Linked DNA regions of Homo sapiens: region 1 is linked to region 2. Evidence: chromatin contacts called from ENCODE Hi-C or POLR2A ChIA-PET data. All regions are on one chromosome and are shown on one strand. The core of a region is the stretch at or near the end of the contact, and the rest is flanking DNA. Distances in the headings are between cores, read along the strand shown.

Region 1 (3,249 bases), core at 624-3,123, 130 kb before region 2:
ATTTCTCCATTGCAGCACTAATTGAGAGCAAAAATGGCCAGGCCAGTGGCATGTAATCATAGCTATTTGGGAGGCTAAGGCAGGAGGACTGCCTGAGCCCAGAAGTTCAAGACCAGCCTGTGTGATACAGCAAGACACCTCCTCCTCAAAAAAAAGGGGCGGCAGGGGAAGACATCAATTGTTTAAATATCCAACAAGAGGTATAATGGAATATATACAACCATGTTAAGTGTCTTTTTTAAACAAAATATGTTCATTAAAAGTTTTTGGGTGTTTTGTTTTGTTTTTTTGTTTTTTTGTTTTTTGAGCCAGAGTCTTGCTCTGTCGCCCAGGCTGGAGTGCAGTGGCGCCATCCCGGCTCACTGCAACCTCTGCCTCCTGGGTTCAAGCAATTCTCCTGCCTCAGTGAGCTGGGATCGCGCCACTGCACTCCAGCCTGGGCGACAGAGCAAGACAACAGCTCAAAAAAAAAAAAAATTCAGGCTGGGCGCGGGTGGCTCATGCCTGTAATCCCAGCACTTTGGGAGACCGAGGAAGGCAGATCACTTGGGATGAGGAGTTCGAGACCAGCCTGACCAACATGGTGAAACCTCATCTCTACTAAAAATACAAAAATTAGCTGGGTGTGGTGGCGCCGCCTATAATCCCAAGCTACTCAGGAGACTGAGGCAGGAGAATTGCTTGAGCCCAGGTGGTGGAGAGGTTGCAGTAAGCCGAGATCGGGCCACTACACTGCAGCCTGGGCAACACAGTAACTTTGTCTCAAAAAAAAAAAAGTTTTTTAAGTTCCAAACTAGCATATACAGTATGATTCCATTTTGAATTTGTACTTACTATAATTCATAGAAAGGGTCTGGAAGACTCCTACAAAGTATTCACATTGGTTGTCCTTAAATGGGTAGGATTTGGAGGTTTTGTGTTTTGGGGGTTTTTTTGGCCTTCATTTTCTAAAGCAAAAATAATTGCTTTTTTAATGGGAACTAAATTATTTAAAATTGTATAAATCTATCACAGTAACAAATAAATTACATATAATTGTAAAGAGTTTACCACCTGTCAGCTGTGAAAGTTGATCATATAAATCGGGTCACTTTTGTCATACCAGTTAAAGAGTGGAGAGGCCAGAGGGAAAAAACATTCAGGTCACAAATATCACTTGAAAAATATAATTCTCTACAGGCCTGGCTGCTGAAACTGCCTGCTAACACTTAAAACCAATTTAATCTAAAGGCTACTAAGACAGTCTGCTACAATTCTAAGACTAATTTTACCCACCACCGTCACTCAGCAATCAGTTTGCCAACCCCACCAAAACATTAATAGTGCCAATAAACTCTCTTGGAGACCAATACGTAACATTTCTCCTTCTTATAAAGTCTCTAACCTCTTCACTCTTCAGACATCCCGAAGACCACCCCAGTCTACATATATGCCCCAAATTACTATTTTCTTCCCAAATAAAGCATTCTAATTTCAAAGATTCATCTCTATATTCTGACTTAACAGCTTTTAACACTTAATGCTGTTTTTTAGTTGACAAATAAAAATTATATTTATAGTATAAAACATGTTTTGAAATATATATACATTGTGGAATGGTTAAATAAAGCTAACATGTACCCTTCGGCTTTTTAAAAACTAACGTCCAATTCATCCAATTCCGTGAGAGTAAAGCCTTTGCTTAGCTTTCCAGTCCTGTTAAACGGGGGGGAAACAACAAAAGGGTCCTCAGGGCCCTGCCCAACAATACGCCACATTCTGTCTAGTAAAGCCACACAGCCAGAAAACGCCAGGTGACTGGCAGGCAGATACTTCCGGAAGAAGTCGGCCCTCCGAACCCGGAAGTGAAGCGATAAGACGCACGGTGTTCTGGGAGGAGTTACGCAGGCAGGGTTGTGGTTGCTGGCTGTTACCAGGACAACCGGAGGCGATTGACCGTTATCTGCGGTTTGGAGCCGTTAGCGGGAGAGGCAGAGATATTCAGAGGTCTTTTAGGATGCGCTAAAGGGTCGTGAGGGCTCTCTTAAAATTTTCTTCACAAGCGGTTATCCAGTCGTGCCCCGCGGCCCTGCTGCTGGCCCCGGGGATCTGAGTCGTACCCTCTTGTTTTTCTCTGAGTCAGTCTTAAGGTGAAATGAAGTGTGGCCCAGTGGCTCCTCACTGTCGCTTCTCTAGTTTTCTGCCTCCTTTTAGAAAATGTAAGTTGAGAATTTCTAATTTACATCGGGATGTGTTCTAATGCGCTTGTTTTTAAAACTGTGGAAAATTTTTAAAAGAAAATAAATCTCACCAGTCATCCAGCTACCCAGAAGTAACATTTTCATGCATTACCTATTAATTTTTTTCTCTGCATATTTTTTCATAGTTGAGATAATTTAGGGAAAACCATTTTGTGTCCTTCATATATGGATGAATACAATATAATTTTGGTATTAATATCATAGCAACAAAGAAGGCATTGAAGGCTTTAAATCTGTTTACAGTGAATTGAAAAGACAGGATGAAGTGGACACAGCATGTGAAGACAATTCTTTCAAGAAGTTTGGCTGTCAAGGAAAACAGAGAATGTGAGTAGCCAAAGCAGAATGACAGTGAAAGAAAGAAATTGGGAGCCAGACAATACAGCCCGACAGTTTACGCCTGTACGGATGTACCTCTTTCACAAAAGATTGAGTATGCTTGGGGAAAAAAAATACACACTATAATAGGAGAAAATGATGAAGAGAAACTGAGGTAAAGGTAATTGGAAAACAAAATAAAGCCAGGGGTATATTAATACCCCAAAACTTCATACCAAAAGGTCCGTGTATTTACTAGAGGGGTGCCACAAATTGGGCTCTGAGGTTCCTAGCAATTAAACCAAAGGGAAAATATAAGTTTAACATGATCCGTATGAGGGAGGAGGCCTAATGGCATATTATAGAATCCTGTTACACATTAGCTGTATGAAATTGATTGGGTAATGTAAGCTCTTTAGACCTCATTTCTCCGTCTCTTAAAGAGTGGGGAGAGGAAGCAGGAGACTGTTAGACGAGTTGATCTTTTAATATCTCTTCCACTACTGACAGTCTATGATCATATAGGCCAGAGACGGCAAACTCAGATGCCTAAATTAGGGACTAAGAAAGTTTCATAAGTGAGGAAATGGACTGAATGTGACAAAAGCAAGGAGTGATAGAGATTGGAATGTTAGAGTTGATTGAGCTGTCCCATCTAAAACTCCAGCCAATTCTTGCAAAAATAAGGACT
Region 2 (3,179 bases), core at 223-2,722:
ATTAGTCACTAGGGAGATGCAAATCAAAATCAATGAGATAACCACTACACATCTATTAGAATGGTTAAAAAAATTGACAACATAAAATATGAGCAAGGATGCAGAGCAACAGGAATTTTCATGCATTGTTGGCAGGATTGCAAATGGTACAGCTTCTGGAAAACATTTCGACAGTTTCAGTTTTTTTTTTGTTTTTTTTTTTGAGACAGAGTCTCATTCTGTCGCCCAGGCTGGAGTGCAGTGGCGCGATCTTGGCTCACTGCAACCTCTGCCTCCTGGGTTCAAGTGATTCTCCTGCCTCAGCCTCCCAAGTAGCTGGGATTACAGGCGTGTGCCACCACACCCAGCTAATTGTATTTTCAGTAGAGACGAGGTTTCGCCATGTTGCCCAGGCTGCTCTCGAACTCCTGACCTCAGGTGATCCACCTGCCTCAGCCTCCCAAAGTGCTGGGATTACAGTAGGGAGCCACCACGCCCAGCTGACAGTTTCTTACAAAGTTAAACATACACTTACCGTATGATCCAGCAATCCTACTCCTGGGTATTTACTCAAGTAAAACAAAAAACTATCTTCACAGAAAAACCTGTGCACAAATGTTTATAGCACCTTTATTCATAATCAGAAACAACCCCACTGGAAAATGGATAAACAAACAGTAGTACATCCACATGATGGAATACTTCTCAGCAATAAAAAGGGATGAGCAGCGCGCTGGTAAACCCAACAGAGATCTCATATGCATTCTGCTAAGAGAAAGAAGCCAGACTGAAAGGCTAAATATTGTATGACTCCACTTACAGCATTCTGGAAAAGGCAAAACTATAGTGATGGAGAATAGATTCATGGTTACCAGAGGTTAAGGATTCAGGGAGGCTTTGACTCCAAAGGGGTCGCACCCCAGATAATTTTGGGACGGACTGAGGAAGAAACTGTTCTGTGCCTTTATTGTGGTGGTAGTAACATGATTCTGCTTGTGAAAATTCTTAGAATTGTATGTCAAAAGAGTATATTTTATTGTATGTACTTTTAAAAATAAATTTAAATTTTTTCTCTAAAATAAAAATCAAAAGTAGGTGCCTAAATTCAAACTGAAGCTGAAACAAAGGTGACTTTTGCCAACACCCACTGTGGGTTTCAAAGCCTAGTCCTGTTCTTTGCCCCACACTGTTTTCCTCCCCACTCCCCAGCACTAGAACAAACTTGTCTGTCTTCCCAGGCTGAGGGACTGTGGTTTGGTAGCTGATCCTGGCACACTGAGTTATTAGTCTCAGATGCTTTTCTTTCCACATCGAAGTGCCCCTGTGCAACTAACATCTGTGCTCTCCTCGCCCCACTCTCAGGGGTCTAGTGGGGATGAGCGGGCAATGGCTAAGGAGCTGGCCAGCCTTCTCTGTGATGGCAGCGAGAACACTGTGGCCGAGGGCCAGGAGCCAGCCGAGTTCTGGGACCTACTGGGAGGGAAAACTCCCTATGCCAATGATAAAAGGTATGGGAACACAGCCTCCCCCTCTTCTGGGCTCCCCCTGCCTGCCAGGCTTGTGAATTGCACAAAGGCTAAAACCTCAGTTTTAAAAACATTTCTAAGCAGCTTGATGCCCTTAAATGGACTATATTGCAGACTTCAGCAGGAAATCCTAGATGTCCAGTCTCGTCTCTTTGAATGTTCCAATAAGACCGGCCAATTCGTTGTCACTGAGATCACAGACTTCACCCAGGATGACCTGAACCCTACTGACGTGATGCTCCTAGATACCTGGGACCAGGTAAGACACAGCTGCAGAAGTCAGAACATGAGAAAGACTCCCACAGTAAGGGTTGTTTTTGTGTAGTATCCCCACCCTAGAATAAACCCAGGGTAGCCCTGGACCATCCCCAGCTCAATCAAACCTTTGTCAGCAGTGACCAAAAGAAAGCCCGGGTTTTTTTTCCAGGGGTGATGTTTGAGAATGATGTTTGAAACTCACCATCCTGGGCATTTTCCCACCTTGCTTTGGAAAAATCCAGCCATCCTATCATCATCCTATCATCATTTTAGTCTTAGGATCAATAGCAACGGACTCCACATGCAGAGGATATGGGCCTTTGGGGGAACAAAGGCAGTCAGTAGACTATTGTCATGGTCAAGTAAGAGCTACTGTGGGCCCACATAAGGGCAGTGGAGTAGGGATGGAGGGATGGTGACAGATTTGACAAATGCTTAGGAGGTAAAGTTGGTCAGCCCTGGTGACTCATTGGATATGGGGGGTTTCTAGGAAACTCTCAGGCTTCTGCCTTAGGTGACTAGATAGATACCACCTATCAAAAGTGGAGACTCAGATACAAGTTTAGTAAAGAAGAGCTACATCCTGAAGGTGTTATTTTTAAGGTGCTTAGAGCAGTCAAGAGGAGGTGTTCTGCAAGAAGTTGGATTCAGGAAGCTGAAGTTCAGAGACAGCTCCAATTTGGAAAGGCAGACCTGGAAGATACACATAGCAATTAAAATGATAAACATCAAGCTGATTCTGGGAAAACCTTTCTCTGCTGAACAAATTAGGCTGAGAAAGTTTTCTGAGGCTGTGAATTGCTCACGAAAGAAAGGGGAAAGATAGGGTAATGTGTATGATCTAGTACTTAGTCCTTGGTATGAACACAGTAACATATATTAAATCTCCACCTTAACAGGTGTTCTTGTGGATTGGGGCTGAGGCCAATGCCACGGAGAAGGAGAGTGCCCTTGCCACAGCACAGCAGTACCTGCACACTCACCCCAGCGGCCGAGATCCCGACACACCAATCCTGATCATTAAGCAGGGGTTTGAGCCTCCCATCTTCACAGGCTGGTTCCTAGCCTGGGACCCTAACATTTGGAGTGTAAGAAAAGAGAGTAGGGAAGCTCTAACTTCCTGCCAGGTAGCTCAGAACAGCTCAGTGGGCAGGAAGGTGGAGTACTGATTCACGGCTCAGTGAAACCAGGACCTCATTTCCCTACTCCCATCCCACTCCCTGCCTTTTACTTTTCTCCTCTTTTTCACCTGCCACAGCAGTAAGTCCAGGTGGACAATTCACAGCAGGTGTCAGCAATAAGCAGTGTGAAGTATAAACAGTTTATAAAGTATATCCATACACATCATCTTTTTGATCTTTACAACAATCCTGATAGCCAGTAGAAGTATTGCTCCCTATTTTATTGATAAGGAAG

What was found. A loop is a pair of places that touch in the nucleus more often than their neighbours do. ChIA-PET counts read pairs that join two places held with the same protein, here RNA polymerase II (POLR2A). Pooled maps may share reads with other maps.
Region 1: a pooled map shows a loop between it and region 2 (2.6-fold over the local background). The contact joins the promoter of GIHCG here to the enhancer-like site in region 2. A Hi-C loop is called at or near these places in 4 of 50 pooled maps. POLR2A ChIA-PET finds 5 or more read pairs at or near these places in 8 of 52 experiments (HCT116, OCI-LY7, PC-9 and 4 more).

The regions. Positions count from the first base shown.
Region 1 is chr12:57,934,788-57,938,036 of GRCh38, reverse strand. It overlaps GIHCG (GIHCG inhibitor of miR-200b/200a/429 expression), which reads left to right and starts at 1,873. Exons shown (of 3, transcript NR_038269.1): 1 at 1,873-2,198; 2 at 2,484-2,567. RefSeq lists enhancers at 1,447-1,947, 1,948-2,448.
Region 2 is chr12:57,801,832-57,805,010 of GRCh38, reverse strand. AVIL (advillin) reads left to right here. Exons shown (of 20, transcript NM_006576.4): 15 at 1,342-1,487; 16 at 1,620-1,764; 17 at 2,663-2,851. It also overlaps a transcript of TSFM not described here. Among named protein-coding and RNA genes, the nearest start is that of AVIL, 15 kb to the left of the region's middle. Within about 2 kb of position 1,472, at least 6 of the 41 ENCODE cell types and tissues checked have a DNase peak (open chromatin) inside an H3K27ac peak, as active enhancers do.